2 separate regions of the Homo sapiens genome follow, and region 2 is linked to region 1. Evidence: read pairs that join two places in POLR2A ChIA-PET (ENCODE). Cell type or tissue: OCI-LY7. All regions are shown on one strand. Links, peaks and the distances in the headings refer to the core of each region. The heading gives the core; the rest is flanking DNA. Region 1 has its middle 19 kb from the start of SLAMF1. Region 2 overlaps COPA (coat protein complex I subunit alpha).

Evidence for each region. ChIA-PET counts read pairs that join two places held together with the same protein. Peaks named below come from ENCODE experiments on the same cell type or tissue, not always from the same donor. Only the 100,000 strongest peaks of a DNase experiment are listed, where the experiment ranks them.
Region 2: POLR2A ChIA-PET joins it to region 1 with 5 read pairs; 2 of 35 experiments call an interaction of 5 or more read pairs at or near these places.

The regions. Positions count from the first base shown.
Region 1 is chr1:160,660,301-160,671,391 of GRCh38, forward strand. It overlaps the pseudogene SETP9. Among named protein-coding and RNA genes, the nearest start is that of SLAMF1, 19 kb to the left of the region's middle. RefSeq lists enhancers at 5,121-5,180, 5,194-5,755. In OCI-LY7, for the core only: no CTCF peak of the experiment used is centred there; DNase peaks (open chromatin) are centred at 4,621 and 5,357; H3K4me3 peaks cover 1,353 bases; H3K27ac peaks cover 2,182 bases.
Region 2 is chr1:160,331,749-160,342,839 of GRCh38, forward strand. COPA (coat protein complex I subunit alpha) reads right to left here. Exons shown (of 33, transcript NM_004371.4): 2 at 8,433-8,546; 3 at 8,161-8,234; 4 at 3,494-3,574; 5 at 1,855-1,931; 6 at 700-809. Among named protein-coding and RNA genes, the nearest start is that of COPA, 6.0 kb to the right of the region's middle. In OCI-LY7, for the core only: no CTCF peak of the experiment used is centred there; no DNase peak of the experiment used is centred there.

The DNA.
Region 1 (11,091 bases), core at 3,390-8,389:
AGGTGTTTGGGTCGTAGAGGCAGATCACTCATGAATGGCTTGGTGTCTGTCCTACAATAATGAGTTCATGGAAGAGCTGGTTGTATAAAAGAGCTTGGCATCTCTCTCACTCTCTCTCTTGCCATGTGACATGCCTGCTTCCCATCACCTTCCACTATGATTGTAAGCTTCCTGAGGCCTCACCAGATGCTGGTGCCATGTTTGTACGGCCTGCAGAACTATCAGCCAAAAAAAACCTCTTTTCTTTATAAATTACCCAGTCTCAGGCATTCTTTCATAGCAATGCAAAATGGACTAACACCATGGGGTTATTTGTTTCTTTCTTGTTGATTTGCTTAAGTTCCTTACAGATTCTGGATATTAGTCCTTTGGTGGATGCATAGTTTGCAAATATTTTCCCCCTTTCTGTAGGTTGTATTTACTCTGTTGATTTTTTTTTTCTTTCGCTGTGCAGGAGCTCTTTAGTTTAATTAACTCCCATTTGTCAATTTTTGTTTTTGCTGTATTTGTGTTTGAGATATTAGTCATAAATTCTTTGCCTAGATTAATGTCTAGAAGAGTTTTTCCTAGCTTTTCTTCTAGGATTATTATAGTTTGAAGTCTAACATTTAAGTCTTTAATTCATCTTGAGTTAATTTTTGTATATGGGGAGGGGTAGGGGTTCACTTTCTTTCTTCTGCACATGACTAGACTGTTTTCCCAGCACCATTTATTGAATAGCGTGTCCTCGCCCCATTGTTCACTTTTGTCGACTTTGTCAAAGATCAGTTGGTTGTAGGTTTATGGCTTAATTTCTGGGTTTCATGTTCTGTTCTATTGATCTATGTGTTCATTTTTGTACCAGTACCATGCTGTTTGGGTTACCATGACCTTGTAGTATAGTATGAAGTTGGGTAATGTGGTACCTCTGGCTTTGTTCTTTTGCTTAGGATTGCTTTGGCTAGCCAGGCTCTTTTTGGTTCCATGTGAATTTTAGAATTGTTTTTTTTCTAATTCTGTGAAAAATGATGGTAAATTAATAAGAATTCTGTTAATTCGTAGATTGTTTTGGGAAGCATGGACATTTAAATGATATTGATTCTTCCAATCCATGAGCATGGACTGTTTTTCCATTTGCTGTCTCATCTGTGATTTCTGTCATCCATGTATTGTAGCTCTCCTCATAGAGATCTTTCACCTCGTTAGTCAAATGTATTCTTAGGTATTTTATATTTTGTGGCTATTGTAAATGGGATTGAGTTATTGATTTGGTTCTCAGCTTGAATGTGATTGGTGTATAGAAATGCTACTGGTTTTTGTATGTTGATTTTGTATCCTGAACCTTTACTGAGGTTCTTTATCAGGTCTAGGAGCCTTTTAGAATAATCTTTAGGGCCTTCTAGGTGCAGGATCATGTTGTCAGTGAACAGAGATAATTTGACTTTATTTTTTCCTATTTGAATGCCTTTTATTTCTTTTTCTTGCCTGATTGTTCTGACTAGGGTTTCCAGTACTAAGTTAAATACAAGTGGTGAAAGTGGACATCCTTGTCTTGTTCCAATTCTTAAGGGGAATGCTTACAAATTTTGCCCATTCTATAGGATATTAGCTGTGGTTTTTGTCATGGATTGTTATTATTTTGAGGTATGTTCCTTTAGTGCCTAGTTTGTTGAGGGTTTTTCTCATGAAGAGATGTTGAATTTTATTGAATGCTTTTTCTGCATTTATTGAGATGATCATATGGTTTTTGTTTTTAATTCTGTTTATGTGGTGAATCACATTTATTGATTTGTGTATGCTGAATTATGTCTGCATCCCAGAAGTAAAGCCAACTTAATCCTGATGAATTGTCTTTTTGATGTGCTGCTGAATTCAGTTTGCTAGTATTTTGTTGAAGGTTTTTGCATCTATGTTCATCAGGAGTATTAACTTGTAGTTTTCTTTATCTGTCGTGCCCTTGCCAGACTTTGATATGAGGATGATACTGGCTTTATAGAATGAATTGAGGAAGAATCCCTCCTCCTCAATTTCTTGGAATAGTTTTAGTAAGATTGGTACCAGCTGTTCTTTGTACATCTGGTAGATTTCCACTGTGAGTCCGTCTAGTTCTGGGCATTTTTTGGTTGGTAGTTTTTTTTTATTACTGATTGAGTTTTGCAACTCATTATTGGTCTGTTAATAATTTCAGTTTCTTCCTGGATCAATCTTAGAAGTTTATGGGTTTCCAGGAATTTATCCATTTCCTTTAGATTTTCTAGTTTGTGTGCATAGAGCTGTTCATAGTGGTCTCTGAGGATCTTTCGTATTTCTGCAATATTAATTGTAATGTCACCTTTGTCATTTCTGATTGTGCTTATTTGGGATCTTTTCTTTTTTTTTTTCTTGGTTATTCTAGTTAGCAGTCTATCAATCTTATTCATCCTTTCAAACAACCAACTTTATTTTTTTGATCCTTTGTGTGAGGTTTTTTTTTTTTTTTGTCTCAGGTTCATTTATTTTTGCTCTGATTTTAGTTATTTCTTTTCTTCTGCTAGCTTCATCAAAAAAGGTTATCATTGCATGGTTATATGTAGCTAAAGGAACATGAAGACAAATATGAATTAGAACCACAAGGATTTCACTCATTACTTGTACGACCTTGGATAAGTCATGGTGTTGGCGAAAATCAGTTTTCTTATCTATAAAATAATGCACTACAAGTTATCTCACATAGTGGATGCTATGATGTGCTGTTCCGATCTCCCCCTCAAGACCAAAGCAGTCATTCCCCATGCAGGAAGTATTGGTGGCTGACAGCTCTCAGCTGAGTTCCTCCCCAGGAACTGCCCTTAGCCAGTTCCTTCCCTGAGGAACCCACATCAAACAACTGGGCCAACTGGTTGATGAAAGGATATAAAAGTCCAGTCCCCTTTTGCCTCAGTTTGCAACAGCTCTGAGGGTCATTCTAGCTCCAGGGCTCCTCACTGAGTCAGCTGAGGACTTTGTTGCAACTGCATCCGCAGCTCAACTTCTTCCTCTGCTCACTCTTACTTCCCTCACTCCCTCACAGGTATTGATTATTTCATGGGCACTCCTCCATAAACTTTTCACACACAAATCTCCATCTCAGAGTCTGATTTTTGAAAACCTGAGCAAAGATACCTAATATGCCTTTTGAATGTTAAAACAGCAGTGTATATAAAGTACAGTATTTGCTATATTGTGAACACTCAATATTTGCTATTCTCTTCTCTTCCTCATTGTTTTGATCTGTTTTTCTTTCATTCCTGCAAGGATACACAACCCAGGACTTTCCACAGGAGGCAGTGTCTCCCCTTTCACCTGATCAAAACTCCTTTTTGCGCACAAATAATTAAACACATTCTTGGAAAGCCATTCATTCTTTGATGGAAGCCACCAAAAGTCTTAAGCAGCTGAGTGACCTGTTCATATTTTTGCTTTAGAAAGATTACCTTGCCTGGGCGTGGTGGGATTACACACCTGTAATCCCAGCACTTTGGGAGGCTGAGGTGGGCAGATCACCTGAGGTCAGGAGTTTGAGACCAGCCTGACCAATATGATGAAGCCCCATCTCTACTAAAAATACAAAAATTAGCCAGGCCTGGTAGCATGTGCTTGTAATCCCACTACTTGGGAGCCTGAGATGGGAGAATCACTTGAACCTGGGAGGCGGAGGTTGCAGTAAGCCAAGATTGCACCATTGCACTCCAGCCTGGGGCAACAAGAGTGAAAATCTGTCAAAAAAAAAAAAAAAAAAAAAAAAAGAAAGAAAAGAAAAGATTACTTTGGCCTTAGTGTGAGAGAAATTTAGGTAGACCTACAGGCTAGGAACAGATTTGAAGAAATGATGGGTCTTAACTGGAGAAGTAGCAATGAGGTGGGAGAGAAGGAGATCCATTGGAGAGTTATCTCATAGGTGGATTTTTCAGGGTTTGGTGACTTATTGAATGTGGGCTGTGAAGGAGAGTGGCCTATATACTATGGCCTTTACACTTCCAGTTCAGTTTCCCAGTAGATGGCAATGCCATTCTCTAAGAAAGGAAGTATAAGAGGTGGAGATAACTTAGGGGCAAAATTGAGAGCAAGGGGTATAAGATTATTTGTTGGCTTGGGATATGGTCAGTTTAAATGTTTACGGTTCATGCATATGGAGATTTCCAGGGGCTATTTGAAAACACAGAGCTGACTTTGAGAGGAGAAGTATAATCTGAAGGAAAGCAAACAAATATAGAAGTCATATTTTCAACTCCTTCATTTCACCCCAAGAAAGCTAATACTTAGAGACTAAAACTTCTAAGGGACTTACCATATGGCTAGTTTTTGAAAAGCCGTAACCAGAAACCAAATCTCTTGGGTTTAGGTCAATCCACCCATATCCTGATTGAGTTTCATTATGCTCTATTTACCTTCATGGTTCCCCAATCTAACAATGCCTGGCATACAGCAAGTGCTAAAAATGTTTGTGGAATGAATATACTGATTGTGGCCTTTTTTGGTGGGGGTAGAACTGGCCCCACACCTTCACATCATCACTGGAATTATGCCTCAGAAGCATCTTGGAAGTCAGCAGACCTAGGGAAGTCCTACTTAGCCATGAAATTTGCATTTCCCCAGGTACCTCCCAACCCCTCTCCACTTCCTCTGAGAGCAAAACCTCCGTTGTTCATGTCACACCCATGGGCAGCCTTTGTGCTCAGTACACAGACCTGATTGAGAAGATTGATAAAAGCAAAATAGAAAGAAGCCGTGATCTGGGTCATATGAGTTATACAACCATTTCCCTCTTATTTTACACTTGGGGAAACTTAAGCTAAGAGATCTTGTCTTAATTCATTAAAATTAGAGTTGCCAGCCCAGAAGAGAGGAAGGAGAAGTTTGGGACAGAGGAAGGCAACTAATACTTATTGAGCACTTACTGTATGGCAGACTTTATGTGGAATGATTTATTGAGGTTATCTCATTTAATCCTGATTTTAAAAATCATCCACATACGGAAACCGAGGTTTAGAAAGTTTACTTTTCCTGAGGTTCAGAAGCTGGTAAATGACGGTTCTGGAACTCAAACTCAAGGCTGTCTGGCTCCAAAGGTCATGCTCCTTCCCCTATACCACACAACCTCCCAGAAGCTTGAAATGTGGTTCTGGGTACTAGGTATAAGCTTGAAGACCAACCAAACATGCTCATTCCAGTGCTCTCTCTAGGAGCCAACAAGCCCTCCAACATTGCCCCCCTAGAAGGTCCTGCAAAATTGAGTTGTCTAGGGTTTGACAGAGTCCAGAAGACATTTTCGAACATAAGAAGGGCAATGGGTCAAGCCCCAGGGAGTACCCAGTAGTATCAACAAAGAAAGGAGAATGTGTATTTGACTTCCAGCCTCAGCCCTGCTGGTAACTTGCCAGACGGCCTTGGCCTGGCCACTTCCTTCCTGTCCTCCACCAAGATTACAGAAAATTAGGAAATGCAAATTTTATGGGCTTCCCTGCTGACGATTTCTAAGTCTTCTTTGTAGTAATCATTCCTATCACAAAGAGGGTGGGAAACGGTGATTATGGACCAGGGAGAGAGTCCTATTCCTAAGAAGTGGTTCTTGGACTTTGGAGAGGCAACAATTGGTTTGAGTCTTAACAAATGAGTGGGAGTTTGTTAGGTCAACGAGGAGTGGGAGGGGATTCCAGGAAGTGTAAAAGCTTGAGCAAAGGCATTGAGTAAATTCGGGGAACTGCTAGCAGTTCAGGAAGGTTGCAGCATTCAGTGCAAAGGAGGGGCCAAACTAGAAATTGGACAGGAGAAAATCACAGAAACCAAGCCACATAAGGATCAGTAGAACCCTGTAGGCTCTCCAACGAGCCTATCCTTGAAGGATTTAAGCATGAAAATGTTGTCATTATTAAACCTAGGCTTTAAAGAGGTCCTTCTGCTCTGTGTTGCTGTCCTCTGCCAGAGATAGCAAGACTGACAGAGGCTGTGCTCCTGTAGCCTGGGAGCCAGAATGGAGAGACACATTGGGCAGAGCCCGGCAGAGTCACAGGAACTTGTAGTCCCCATCTGTTTATTATTCATGGAAGCTTTCTCCTTTTCTTGATTGGATCAACAGAAAAATAAACTGTCGTCTTTGGCAGATGATTCAATGGGAATTCAAGGGTTTCAATGGGAATTCAAGGTTGAAAATGATAATGTACTCTGAGAACTCACAGGTCTATAAAAGGAGAGGCCTATACAAGGAAAGAAGAGGATGTGGTAAATGCAGAACAGACCCTCAGCATCTTGAAGGACCATCAAGGGGAAATAAGTATTGCAGACCTTTCATTAATCTGTGTAGTTAACTTTTTATTTGAAAATAATGTCAAAAGAGCTGCAAGAAAAAATTATTATTAATAATAGTACAAAGAACACGCTTATAAATATCCTGCAGGGAGGGGTCTACAAGTTGGCTGTGACTGTGAATACCTCTCTGTAATGTTTTGCCCATTTTGCTTTAATATTAGCTAGTTCTCTCTCTCTCTCTCTTTCTGTCTCTATTTGAACTATTATAGGGTAGGTTGCATATGGCATGGCTCTTTATCTTAAATACATCAGTGTAAAGAATTAGGATAATTTCTGACACAACTACAATATAGTTATCACTTAAGTAAATTTTACATTGATAACAATATTCTTGTCTAACCTACTGTTTGCATTTCAATTTTGTCGGTTGACCCTTTGTAACCATAATTTTCCCTCCAGGTCAGGATCCAGTCCAGTATTAGGTATTGCATTTAGTTGTTGTATCTCTTTAGTACCCTTCAACTGTAACATTTCCACAGCTATATCTTCTCCTTTATGACATGGATATATTTGAAGAATGCAGTCTTCCCACCCTTTCCCTTTTTTTTTTTTTTTCTTGAGGTGGAGTCTTGCTCTGTCACCCAGGCTGGAGTGCAGTGGTACAATCTCGGCTCACTGCAATCTCCACCTCCCGGGTTCAAACGATTCTTCTGCCTCAGCCTCCTGAGTAGCTGGCATGCACCACCACACCCAGCTAATTTTTTTGTATTTGTATTTTTAGTAGAGATGGGGTTTCACCATGTTGGTCAGGCTGGTCTCAAACTCCTGACCTCATGATCCGCCTGCCTCAGCCTCCCAAAGTCCTGGGATTACAGCCTCTCTTTTTTAATAGCAAATTCCTCACTTGGGGTTTTTTGGTATTTCCTTATGATTAGATTCACATTATGCATTCCCAGACTAGGTACTACACAAGTGACATTGTACCCTCAAGGTATCACATCTAGAGACCCTTGATGTCTTCTCATCGATAATGTTAATTTTAATCACCTGGCCAATATATTGCCAACAGATTGCCAGATTTCTCTATTGTATAGTTATCTTTTTTGATTTTAACTAATAACTATGTGTTGGCATACAGTGGAAGGCCATGCAGACATCTTACTCCTCATCAAAATTTCCTCTGAGATTTAGCATCCATTGATAATTTTTGCCTGAGCCTGTCTTAATTGTGATAGTTACAAAATAATAACTTTCTTCACTTTAGCACCTCACTCCATATTTGGCATTCTATTGCAAGCAAGAACCCTCCCTTTATCTATCTGATCTATCGCATCTGTCTTCTCTAGTCAGTTTTGGTAGTCTGTGTGATTCTTGAAATTTTTCCATTTCGTCTAATTTATTTCCATACAATTGTTCATACTATCCCCCTTGTAATCATTTTTATTCCTTTAAAGTCAATAGTAATATCCCCTTTTAATTCTTGATTTTGGTCCTTTGAGTCTTCTCCGTTTTTCATTTTATCAGTCTACCTAAACATTTGTCAGTTTTGCTGATCTTTTCAAATAACCAAACTTTAAATTTGTTTTTCTCTTATTTTTGTATTCTCTCCTTCATTTCTTTCCATTTTTATCTTTATTATTTTCTCCCTCTTGCTTGCTTTGAGCTTAGTTTATTCTTCTTTTTATAGTTTCTTAATGAACTTAGTTCTTCTTTTTATAGTTTATTTTCTTTCTTTCTTTCTTTCTTTCTTTCAAGACAGGGTCTCACTGTGTCACTCAGGCTGGAGTACAGTGGCACAATCACAGCTCACTGCAGCCTTGATCTCCTAGGTTCAAGCAATCCTCCTACCTCAGCCACCAAAGTAGCTGGGACTACAGGCATGAGCCACCACACCTGGCTAATTTTTTAAATTTTTTGGTAGAAACAAGGTCTCACTACGTTGCTGGTCTTGAACTCTTGAGGTCAAGTGATCCTCCTGCCTCAGCTTCTCAAAGTGTTAGGGTTACAAGAATGACCCACTAATCCCAGCCTATAGTTTCTTAAGGTAGGAGGTTAGATTATTGATTTGAGATCTTTCTGTTTTAATTTAGGCATTTACAGCTATAAAAGTTTCTCTAAGCATTGATTTCCTGCATCTCATAAGTTTTTGATATGTAATATTTTTAGTTTTATTCATCTCAAAGTATTTTGTAATTTCCCCTATGATTTATTCTTTGACCCATTGTTTTAGAAGTATGTAGCTTGATTTAGAAGTATGTAGCTTGATGAATTTTCCAAATATCCTTCTGTGATTGATCTATAATTTCACTCCATTGTGGTTAAAAACATACTTTTGACATTTCTGTAATTTTAGTCATTTCATATTTGTTGAGACTTGTTTTATAGCCCAACATATAGTCTATCTTGGAGAATGTTCCATGTGCATTTGAGAACAACAAACACATATTCTGCTGTTGTTGGGTAAAGTGTCCTATAGACTTTGGTTAAGTTTAGTTGGTTTATAATGTTGTTTAAGTCTTCTATTTCCTTGTTGATTTTATGTATAGTTGTTCAATCCATTATTGAAAATGGGATATTGAATTCTCCAGTTATTATTGTTGAATTGTCTATTTATCCCTTCAATTCAGTAAGTTTTTGCTTCATGTATTTTGGGGCTCTGTGCATATATATTAATAATTGTTATATCTTCTTGATGCATTAACTCTTATTATTATAAAATGTCCTTCTTTGTCTTTACAACAATTTTTGTCTTAAATCATATTTTGACTGATCTCAGTTTCTAAACCCAGCTCTCTTTTGGTTATTGCTTCCATAACATAATATACCTTTTTCCACCTTTTACTTTCAACCTATAGGTGTATTTGAATCTAAACTGTGTCCTTTGTACACAACATATAGTGGACCCATTTTTTTTAGTCCACTCTAATAACCTCTGCCTTTTATTTGTAATGTTTAATCCATTTATATTTAATGTAATTTCTGATATGGTAGGATTTATGTTTGCCATTTTCCTATTAGTTTTCTATAGGTTTTTTGTGTGTGTGTGTTCTTCTCTTTCTTTATTAGTGCCCTCTTTTGTATTAAATATATTTTTTCTACTGTACACTTAAGTTCCCTTGTCATTTTTTTTTTTTTACTGTATTTATTTTCTTCATAGTTGGTTTGGAGGTTACAATGATCTTAATTGCAATAATATAATACTTTGTTCTCACACAGCTTTTTCTCCTGCCCACATTTTTTGCTGTTATTGTCATACAAATTACATCTTTATACATGTGTGTCATTAACACAGATTTATAATTATTGTTCTATAAAATTGTCTTTTAAATCAGATAAGAGAAAAAAATTACAAACAAAAACTACACTTATATTGTCTTTTATATACATTTTATGTATCATATGCCAGGGCAGCATGCGCGAGCAAGCGCTGGGAGAGCGAGCGAACGGGGAGCGGAGGCGGCCTGACCGAGTGAGTGCCAGCGAGTGTGGAGTTAGGGGAAGCCGCCTACCCCCGACCCGCTTCCCCATTCCTTCTCTCCCCGTTCCCGTTTCTCCCCCCAACCACCACACCCCGCCCCCCGCCCCCCGAACTCCAAGCAGCACCAAGTCTGTGCCAACGGCTAAAGTCAGTAGAAAGGAGCTCAACTCCAACCGCAACCGGGCAGACGAGACCTCAGAAAAAGAATAGCAAGCAGCAATTGAACACATTTGTGAAGTACAAAATGAAACAGACTTCATGAACAAGCCAGTGAGGAGAATTTGAAAGTAGAACAGAAATAGAACAAACTCTGCCAATCATTTTTTCAGAAGAGGTCAGAATTGATCATTGATGGCCCAAATCCCACATTTTTGGGTAACATCATTTGTCAACCACCCACGAGTGTCTGCACTGCTTGTGGAGGAGGATGAAGAGGCACTGCATTATATGACCAGAGTTGAAGTGACATAATTTGAAGATACTAAATTAGGTTACAGAATAGATTTTTATTTTGATGAACATCCTTACTTTGAAAATAAACTCCTCTCCAAAGAATTTCATCTAAATGAGAGTGGCGATCCATCTTCAAAGTCCACTGAAATCAAATGGAAATCTTGAAAGGATGTAACGAATCGTTCAAGTCGAACGAAGAATAAAGCCAGTAGGAAGAGGCAGCCTGAGGCACCAGAGAGCTTCTTGACCTGCTTTACTGACCATTCTGATGCAGGTGCTGGTGAGTTATGAGAGGTCATCACAGGTAGTACTTGGCCAAACCCATAACAGTGCTGCTTGGTTCCCAATGTGGATGATGAAGAAGAAGGAGAAGAACAAGATGATGATGATGATGAAGAAGAGGAAGGATTATAAGATATTGATGAAGAAGGGGATGAGGATGAAGGCGAAGAAGAGGAAGATGATGATGACGTTGAGGAAGGAGAGGAGGATGAAGGAGAAGATGACTAACAGAACACTGATGTTCTGAACAATTTTTTTTTTAATTTTCTCCAGTCCCTGGGAGCAAGTTGCAGTCTTTTTTCTTTTTTCCCCTCTTGTGCTCAGTCGCGCTGTTCTTGAGGTCTCTTTTCTCTACACCATGGTTTTCAACTTATTTGGGGGGAAATGCCTTGAGCATAATACAATGGGAAAATATTCTCTACCCCTTTCTCTTCAGAATTCATTCTTATCTCTTCCTGTCTGAACAAAAACTGTATGGAATCAACACCACCAAGTTCTGTGGGAGAAAAGAAAAACCTTCTCCCTTTGCTCTGCTGGAAGCTGGAGAGTGCCAGACCCCTGTGTAGCAGTGCATAGAATTCTAGCTTCTTTTCTCCTTTCTCTGTATATTGGGTTCAGAGAGTACCGTGTGTCTC
Region 2 (11,091 bases), core at 2,884-7,883, 330 kb before region 1:
ACCAGCCTGGCCAATATGGTGAAACCCCATCTCTAATTAAGATACAAAAATTAGCCAGGTGTGGTCACATGCATCTGTAGTCCCAGCTACTCAGGAGGCTGAGGGAGAATTGCTTGAACCCGGGAGGTGGAGGTTGCAGTGAGCCAAGATCATCACACCACTGCGCTCCAGCCTGGGCAACAAAGCAAGACTCCCTCTCAGAAAAAAAAAAAAGGTATTCTGGACATAAAAGTCACCAACTCCTAGAACCCAACCATGCTCCCCGCACTAGAAGAAACGTAATAGAGAGATTTTACTATTTTTAAATAAAGCGATAGGGTCCAAGAGTCTTGTTTCCCTGTATTAATCTATTCTCAAAATTTCTTTTTGTCATAGATGTATTTTTTCTTATTTGAGTGGAAAGCATGATTCTTAATCAAATGTTGCAACAGTAAATAGATTTTAACAAAAGCTGATGTAACTAGAAAGTTAAAATTTCTTCAAATCAAATGAATTTTCTAGAGTTACCTCTTTTCTTAGAGAAGACTTCCAATATGAAGAACCATCAAAGCAAATTCAACAACCTCAGAAACAAAGATGCTATTATAAAACAGAATATTCTAAATTTTCCAGTTCTAAGTCAACTCTCCTCACTATTTTAAGCAATTGCAGTTTTGCACCAGAGATGACCAGGTTGTCCTCTGAACTTGGGCAGCTCACCAGAAATATCCCAAACGCGCACAGTCTGGTCCAGGCTGGCTGATACTACCAAGTCTTCTGTGGGGTGGAACTGAGCACACATCACATAATGGTTGTGCCCTGTTAACACACTGCAAGAAAAAAAAAAGACAATACCAAATTAGAGGTGGAAGTCAACAGACTCCTAAACTAAATACCTTTCTCCATATTCAATAAATGCTTATCCAGTTTTACTTTTATGGAGACAAAGGCAGGTCATCCTACCAATTCTGAACTAATAATAATAAGCCCAGTCAGCTATTTTAACAATAGTTCTCTTCTTGCCTCTAATGCTTTAGTATTTAAATATTACTAATTTCAGGAGGACTAAGATTACATAGCTCTTCTCTCAAAAATATTTTAAAATATCAAAATAAATGTAATCTCAGTAATCCATACTGTAAATTATCTGTGAGATTTTAGTAGGGTATCCCTTTTAAAGGCCATCACTTTATTTTTTATTGTTATTATTTTTTTGAGATGGAATTTCACTCTGTTGCCCAGGCTGGAGTGCAGTGGCGCAATCTTGGCTCACTGCAACCTCTGCCTCCCCAGTTCAAGCGATTCTCCGCCTCAGCCTCCCGAGTAGCTGGGACTATAGGCACACGCCACCGCGTCCAGCTTATTTTTGTATTTTTAGTAGAGACGGGGTTTCACCATCTTGGCCAGGCTGGTCTCGAACTTCTAACCTCAGGTGATTTGCCTGCCTTGGCCTCCCAAAGTGCTGGGATTACAGGCATGAGCCATGGCGCCGGGCCAAGGCCATCACTTTAAATGGTCCCTAACTCTTCATGGAAAGTTCTATGTAAAGCTCCAGCTCCAAACACAAAATAAGACAAAGGTCTAGACCTTGACTCAGGTTTTATGGGAAAATAATTGAAAACCAGCTAAAAGTTCTTGTTCTAAAAGGCTATATGACTTCTCTTCCTGGTAAGAAATTATTGGAAGTCCAGATTCATATATGGGATTGCCTCTACATTTATTATTTTGCACTTAAAAGCATCCTACAAATACAATCAGTAATTAATCAGCCGACATAGTCCATTTGAGAAGGGAGAAGATTGTTCTAAGAGAAGCTCATTATGAAAAACTAGGAAAAATGAAGACTCTTTTCGAGCCCTCTGCCTCCTGCTTTACCAAACACAGGTTCTAGATTGCCAGTTCCACACTCGGATGGTCTGATCATCGGAGGCACTCAGAATCCAGGGATATTCCTGAAAGATATTCCAGACAAAGGCTTTAAACATTAAACAAATCTGTTCTATCAGGTTCTTGTAATCATTTTTCTCTAAAGAACTGCATTGCTTAACGGCTCAGCTACATTAGCAAAGGGGCTGCTGCTTTTGCTATCAGGTTAGCTGTCTCCTTTTCTCTACCACTCTAACAGCTTTTCTCAACTTCGGCACTTTCACCTATAAGACTTAAGAATGGAAGCCAGTTAGAGGCACAATACATTCTCAGAGGCAGATAGTGAAACATACATTTACATTTACTTCTATATGTGTGTGTGTGTGTGTGTGTATTTATATACAGTTAATCATGTAAATTAAGATCCTGTGAAAGACTCTTCTACCTTTAACTCTAGGATGGGAATATTATTTTATTGTCTGACTTCTTTCTGTCCAGTTTCAAAAAATTCCCAGGTCTCAGCAAGCAAAGCAGAAAGTAACATGTAAAGACAATTTAGCCTTTTTGGAGTCTATAAGATTGTTGAGAAAAGGAAGTATTTCTTATTTACACTTCCTTCTTACTACACTTGCTAAGCTTTGTGTTAAACACTGAAAATAGATGGTATTTCTATTTTCAATAGAGATAGTATCTCTACCTTCAGTATTTAGCACAAAGCTTAGCAAGTATAAGGCACACACATATTTAGTGAGCTGGTAAAATGAAAGAAAATAAGGTCTTTCGTAACTTTCCAGGTAGATGGCAACTTGTTCTAGGCAAGGGTCTTCAGGAAGTCCTTTATGGCAATGACAAATAATTCCTACTTAATAAGTTATCTTATTGAGTGGTTATCATTCTCAAATGTTTAAGCTGTAATTTTCTCATTCTCTCCTATCCTAGAATTTTTTAATTAAAAAAAGAAATAATATATACTCAACCAGTAAATTGTTTATTTCATCATATTCTTTCTAACTTAATTAAAGAGACTTAATTTACTGGCAATCAAAGAATAGTGTAAGTTAATGCTAATACACAGAACTATAAGGAGATCCTGTCAGGGTGCAACTGGATTCAGAGGTTGGGAGTCTGTAATCTGCACCTCACTATCTAAATCTACTATGTTACCTGGCAGATCAAAGAAAGTAGTAAGCCTGGCTAAGGGAACAGCCTCCACCAGACCCAAAAATCCTAGGATAGAGGGGTATGATTGTTAATACTTCGAAACGTTTGTTAGCTGATCAAAATGGCATCTTAGTCTGACCTTCTTCCAGACACACCTACTACTTACTAATAATACCCTACATGGGATTAGCTGGCAAACTTTTGTTTTTTGGTTCAGCAAATCTGAAATCAAATCCCTACTTTTCCCTACAGAGAAACAATGACTTCCCATAGAATCCACTGAATCCAATAAAATTAAATTCAGTATAATCCCAAGTGCTTCCTTTTGCAGAAAGAAAAAAAGCAGAAAGGACAATACCACACAGATTGTAGAAGAGCCACTCCAAAAACAACTCTATTATTAAAACATGGGTTCTCAAGGATCAAATAAAGATTACTATGGGGAAACTAAGAATGCTCCAAAACTAGCGCCACCATGACTACTTACATGATGAAAAAACGTGGTGCGAATATAATCTAAGTGCCCAAGCAATGTGAAAAGACAGCGCCGAAGCTTGTAATTCCAAACCTGCAAAGACAAATCAAACTAAGAAACAGAAATAGTTATTGAGCCTCTAAAAGGCTCAGAGAAATTGATATCTTTACAGAGATAGAAATATGTATATAAATATAGATTTATATACATTATTTGTATTTTGGCATTTCTAAATAGGTAGGAACCTTGGTAGAAAGCCTTGTTTAAGATTTGAGGGGAAAAGAACAAGAATGAAAATATAGGTCAGATAAACAACATGGGGTTGGGGTAGGATTAGGGAAAAGCTAAAGATAAAATTATTGAAGTTTTTCAGGCTGGGCGTGGTCACTCATGCCTGTAATCCCAGCACTTTGGGAGGTCGAGGCGGGTGGATCACAAGGTCAGGAGATCGAGACCATCCTGGCTAACATAGTGAAACCCTGTCTCTACTAAAAATACAAAAAATTAGCCAGGCGTGGTGGCATGTGCCTGTAGTCCCAGCTACTCGGGAGGCTGAGGCAGGAGAATCGCTTGAACTCAGGATACAAGAGGTTGCAGTGAGCCGAAATCATGCCATTGTACTCCAGCCTGGGTAACAGAGCGAGACTCAGTCTCAAAAAAAAAAAAAAAAAAAAAAAGTTTTTCTTTCTTTGGGAAGAAGCCATCTGCATTTAATAGCAGGAGATATTTATCCAGGGCTTGATTTGCAACTCTTTTTTCTACTGCAAAATTGTGCTCTTGGCTTGAATATAGACCCCTTAAGTGCTTTACCCATCACTTTTAAAAAGTATGACAGGCTGGGCACGATGGCTCATACCTGTAATCCCAGCACTTTGGGAGGTCAAGGCAGGGGGATCACCTGAGGTCAGGAGTTTGGGACCGGCCTGGCCAACATGGGGAAACCCTGTCTCTACAAAAATACAAAAAAAAATTAGCCGGATGTGATCCCAGCTACTTGGGAGGCTGCGGCAGCAGGATCACTTGAACCTGGGAGGCGGCGTTTGCAGTGAGTTGAGATCGCTCCACTGCACTCCAGCCTGGGCGACAGAGAGAGGCTCGGTCTCAAAAAAAAAAAAAAAAGTAGGACAGATAGATACCATGACTCCAAGGGAAACAATAATATAGGGCATCAGCTTCTTAGGCTCCTAACTTGATGGCAAACAACGCCCATACATGTGTGGTCTGTACTCACCTGTCAAGCAAACAGACCTTAACTTATTACATGGAAAATACTACATTGCTCAGTAAGCCTGAGCTAAGCAGAGAAACAATATCATATTCAGATGTGAAGTTGAGTCAACTACCAAAGTACTAGGCATCAATGAACACAACTGAAGACATGAAAACCAGGATCATAAATATAAAATAGCTTATCTTCCTCATTCAGAAAATCCCCTAAAATGTACAAAAATAAGAGACCAGATGCATTTTTCTTCTTATTTAATTTTTTTAAATTTCTTTTTAATATTTGTTTATAATCAATCTGGGCCAGCTTGTTACTATTTCTAATTTTTAACTTTTCTTCAGTAAATTATAAAAATTTCATTTCCTATAACAAGTCCAGACAATCCAAAAGTATGATCTTCCAAACAAGAATGCTGAGTTCCTTAAAGGCAGGGTTCTTGTCCATCATGCTCAACACTATACCCTTACCACCTAACACAGTGCCTGACATTAGGTAAGTGCTCAGTAAGCATTATGTATGGAAATAAGAATAACATGAAAAGTTAAGGTATTCCAATACCTTTGCCTCTATCTATTCAATCAGCTACATATAAATACACATGTACACAGTAGAGTTTCACATAAAAATTAGACCATACCATAAACACTATTCTTTAACTGACTTTTTTCCCCTTATAGAGTTCAGTGTTTTAAACTTTCATATTTCTAGTTTCAAAATGTCTTGACTCCTTTAATGGCCTAAGTCAAGCTCCAAAACTGTAAATCCTTAAAAACTTATAGGGGTTTTAGATGAATACTCTGACCATTTGCTGGGCTCCTTGTCTTACTCTTTGTCAACGAGGATTATAACTAATGCTACATTTATCTGGATATAGCAAGCAATAAGATGGTCCACAGACATGACTTTTCTAGATAATCCCCCTTTTTATGGAAAAATGTTCAAGTTTATTAGTCATCAGAGAAATTAATTAAAACCACCGAATGGGCCGGGTGCGGTGGCTCACGCCTGTAATCCCAGCACTTTGGGAGGCCGAGGCAGGAAGACGACCCGAGGTCGGGAGTTCAAGACCAGCCTGACCAACATGGAGAAACCCCATCTCTACTAAAAATACAAAATTAGCCGGGCTTGGTGGCGCATGCCTGTAATTCCAGCTACTCGGGAGGCTGAGGCAGGAGAACCACTTGAACCCGGGAGGTGGAGGCTGCAGTGAGCCGAGATCACGCCACTGCACTCCAGCCTGGGCAACAGAACAAGACTCCATCGCAAAAAACAAACAAACAAACAAACAAACAAACAAAAAACAAACCAAAAAAACCCACCAAATGATAGCACTACACACCTACCAGCTAATAAAGAATTCCTTTGTTTTAATAACAGCTTTATTGAGATACAGTTCAAATACCATACAATTTATTCATATAAAGTATAAAACTCAATGGCTTTTAATATATTCACAGTTGTGCAACCATCCATTTTAGAACATTTTTATTCACTCCCCTAAGAAATTCATACCCATTAGCTGTCACTTCTCATTTCCTCCCAACCCCTCCAACCCTAGACAATCACTAACCTACTTTCTGTCTCTATAGATTTACCTATTCTGGACATTTCATAAGTGGAAGATAATTTCTTTTCCAAAATATTAGTCATTTTGGGAAAACTTTTTCTTAATTAACACCCAGTTTTTCCTTTTTAAACAGATTATAAGAATCCCAAGTTAACCATTCTTGATACTCAATGTTCATCACTATAAATAACAAATACAAAAATACTATAATGAGGTGATATCCTTATGGGCTTTTGAGATCTGTCAGGTGGTTTGAGTTTTGATTGCCCCAGGATGTGGTGCCTAAAAACTAGAAAACAGAAAGAAATGTCCTTCCTATAATTCTAATAGCTCTTTTCTCTGTAGGCAGCTGTCACTCTTTACTCCCATCACCTAAGTTCTGCGGTATAATCACAATATATAACTTCTTGAAGTTGCTTATGAAAAGACTTTACCTTTTTATGAATTAAATTTCACTGGTTCGGTTTGACACATAGACTTAATGAAAACAACTAAAGGAAGTAAACAGAGGAAATTTTGATTTATTTTTATAGGTTGCTAGTCTCTGGCTCTAACTTTTGCTATTATGATAGTCAGTTGTCTTTAAAGAATTGCCTATATTCTGTCTGCTTCCTCATTTCACACTAAGGCCTTCCAAATTAAGCAATTCAAAGGTTATTTCTCAATCTTGATCTTATTCTGAACACTTTCTCCTTCCCAAAATTCTCTTCTTCCTTGGCATCCAAGAGGCTTCTTCTCCCTCTTGGTTCATCTCGAACCCCTCGAATCACTGTTTCCCATACTAACTCTACTTCCTCTCTCTCCCTTAAATGATGGTCTGTCTTCTTATTCAACGTACTCCTTGAGCAATATCTTCTACTGCTTCTCCTTTGGCTCCTCCCTTCATGACGACAAATCACAAATATATTTCTAGCACAGACACCTCAACTAGACTGTCCCTTAGGTCCCTCAAAATCACCAGAGACAAGATGGAATTCATTATCCATTCTCTTCCACTCCAGAAAACTATCTCCTCCTGATTTTCCTTTCCTAGTTAATGACACCCCCTTTACCCAGTGACCTAAACTAGAAGCCTGAAAGTCAGCTCATTTATTTCTCCTTATTGGCCCTTATTTCTCCTTATTGGCCATCTCATTTATTTCTCCTTATTGGCCATCACCCAACAGACACACTGATTCATTTCCTTAAATTCTCACATCCATCTCCTTCTCTCCATTTCAAATGCTACTACCTAAGCTCAGGTTTCCTAACTGGTATTTTTGCCTCCTGTCTTGCCCAAATCATCCAATCTTTTCTTTAATTACCACCAAGTAATCATTTTAAAAACATATAAATCTGGTATCACTCCTGTATTTAAGTTCCTCAAATGGCTCCTAGTTATCTGCATGATAACATCTAAACTCCTGAGCGCCACAAACAGGTACTCCATGATCTGGCCCCTCTCATCTTCTGCCCCTTCTCTCACCATTTCTCCAGGTTTTCTCCATACAAAACCAATAACAGCTGCCCTGTATCTAGCTGTGTCATGCTTTTTGTCTTTGCACCTATACTGCTCTTTCCTATTTCACTGTGAATATCTCTCTATTATATTGCTTACCAAACTGTACATGCTATTACTTGGATATATGTTTATCTTCTGTATTAGAATAAAAGCTCCTTGAAAACAGAAGCCATTTCTTATTTATTTTTGAATTCCCTAAAAAGAAAACAGTGTCTGGTACACAGTAAGCATTCAATAAATGTTTGCTGAGTAAGTTCTCCGGATAATGTTGTCAAAGGCCTGAGCTCTGTATGAATGAAATTTCCTGTCTTTCAGTTCCTTTCATGATTCCCAAACCTTCCCACATCCTCTTTCCTTTATTCTCAGTTATGACAGACCCTCTGTACCTTAATCTTATAGTCATCTCCTCCAGAGACGAACAGTGGCTGCTGCTTATGGAAGTCAATGCCTCGCACTGGACCTGGTGGAGAAGGCAGGCAATGTATGTTAGACAGAGCTATCCTTTCTAATCTCTAAGGTGATTCCTATTCAGGATTTTTCAGTTCTATCATTTCCACATTCTTTAATCATAGAGGAATCCATGTCAAACAAGGCTTAAAATACCCCAGGATATTATAAATACTTATACTCCTTTAACTTCCTCCTAGAAATATCTCACCATCATGTTCATCAAACTTGTCAATGAGAGTGCACATCCGATAGTCCCATAACTGGATGACCCCATTATGTAAACTAGTCAGGATCCAAGGTCTTTTGGGGTGAAAGCTGAGCCCTGAAAAAAATAGAAAATGATACAATGAGCTAACTAAGCCCCATGATGTCACCTTCTGTCAATTCTGATAAGAAAAAGAAACATCAAGGTTAATCCTAGGTTCATTCATTCGACATGCTTGATGATTTTTTACTGGATGCCAGACATCGTGAATTTTATGTTTGGTACTAGATTTTTGTCATATTCCTTTACATATTCTTGGGCTTTGCTCTAGGATACAATTAAGTTACTTGGAATCAGTTGATCCTTTCAAGGCTTGCTTTTAGGTTTTATTACAGAGGGGCTACAGCAGCCTTCATTCTAGGCTTAATCTGGAACCACTATTAAAGCAATAGCCATCTGAGGTCTCTATTTGAAGCCCTGTAATATTAGGAAGTCTTTCCTTTCTGGCAAGTAGGAACACAAACTAGTCCCAGTTCACTAGTGTGAACTCTGGGGATTGCTCTGCCTTCTCCTTTCCAGTGGTCCTTTTTCAGGTTTTGAATAGTTTTCTCACATGCAGATCAGTACTCAAACAAAGACCTGAGAAGACATCCTGCAGATCTCTAGTGCTCTCTCTCTGCAGCCCCCTCTTCTCCGGTATTTTGCCCAACAAAATCTAGCCATCTTTGCTTCCCCACACTCTAAATTTATGTCTCCTCAGAAAGACCAAGGGATTCCCCTCTTCACTGAAGCCTAAAAACTCTCTAGGCAGTAATCTACGACAATCACAGGACTCACCTTGTTTATTTGCCTTCTCTGGAGAATTATTTTCCTGCACTGCCTGTTGCCCAACATCTGTGAGCAATGTATGAACCTTTGTTTCATACATTTTGTTCAGTTGTATAGTTAAGGTGGGAAGGTAAATCTGGCTCTTGTTATTCTATCATGACTGGAAATGGAAGTCCCCAGAGGTAACAACTACTAACAGTTTGAAGTGTATCCTTTCAGATTTTTAATGCAGTTACACATAGACATAGGCTTTAGTATTTTATGAAAGTGGGGATCACGTTATGATGTTGTTCTGCAAACTTCTTCCTCACTTAACTATATAATATGGATCTCATGGAAGTACATATAAACATAACCTCATTCTTTTTAACTACAAGGGACAAATGTACTACACTTATATTATTCTAACAGGCATTTTGTCCGCCAATTTTTGGCTATCAGAAGAGCCTACTGAAGATACTTCTACACATAATCTAGCCTATTTGCATTATTACTGCCCTAGGCTAAAGACCTGTGAGATTGCTCAGGAATAGAATATGTGCACTTAACATTTTAGTACATATAGTTTAAATGTAAAAACACTGTATCAATATACAGTCTCATGAAGTTTATGGAGGTGCCCATTTTGCACACAGGCTGCTATCAGCTATTTGTTGTTTTGTTTTATAAATCTAAGACCCTCCCCCCAAAAAAGTAACTTAACTTTTTTTTTCTTGCATTTCTTTCATTACTAGTGAGGTGGAACTATTTTAATTATTTATTGAACATTTACAATTTTTCTTCTAAATTGTCTATTTTTCCATTAGGTTCTTTTTTTTAATTATGATATATAAGTACACTCAACAATGGATGTTTGCCCTCAAATATTATGACATCTTTGTTTTTCCTTCTGTACTGCCCAGCAAGAAATTAGGAGCAGAAAAGAAAACTGAAAGATTATGAAGACCCATTTCACATTTCACCTATACAGGTCTCAGAAATTCTTAATGGTACCCATCTTTCAAGGTCAAGTTTCCCAAGAGACTTAGAAACTGCTCAGAATATATTCACACATTGATAACAACCTCCAGTTTTTGAGCTACTGAGTCTACACCAGGCGCTGTAATAAATACACTCCATATACTTTCTCATTTTAATACTCTCTATAAAAGACGATTTTACAGATGAGGAAATACAGACTTAGAGACATTAAGTAAGTCATCCAAGTCACAGCTTGTTAGTGGATGTCTCAGGATTCCAAGGCAAGCCCATCTGACTTCAAAGACCAAGTTCCTAACCACTTTGTTACGCTGCATCTCACTAAATATTCTAGATACTATTTTTTCCAGGTCTTCGGAGACCTTACTTCTCTGACTTTCACATTCTAACGTTCTGAGGCTAATACTGCGATCTCAGTATTTGCCCTCCACCCCCAACGACCCACACTCGAGCTCTAGAGCTGCCGTACTTAGCAAATAAAAATACGAGATTTCCAGATAAATTTGAACTTCTGGTAAGCAACGACAGACTAAAAAACTATTCATTGTTTACCTGAAATTCAAATTTAACTGGGTATCCTGCATTTTATCTGGCAACTCTATCAAGTTGAGACTTTATTGGGGTTATAAGCCTCAAGTACTATTTCCGGGTAGTAAATAAAGCCGAATGGAGGCACTGATGTTGAGATGCTGCAGCCAAGGCCTCCTTAAGTGAGGTTGCCACTACTCGTCTCCAAAAAGGCTACTGACTCGGGTGCGAGTAACAGAGATCGAGACTCAGTTCCCAGGGCCACTCCATATAACACAGTCATCAAAAAGCCAACAGATCACAGGGCCTTTGGAGCAGAACAACACAA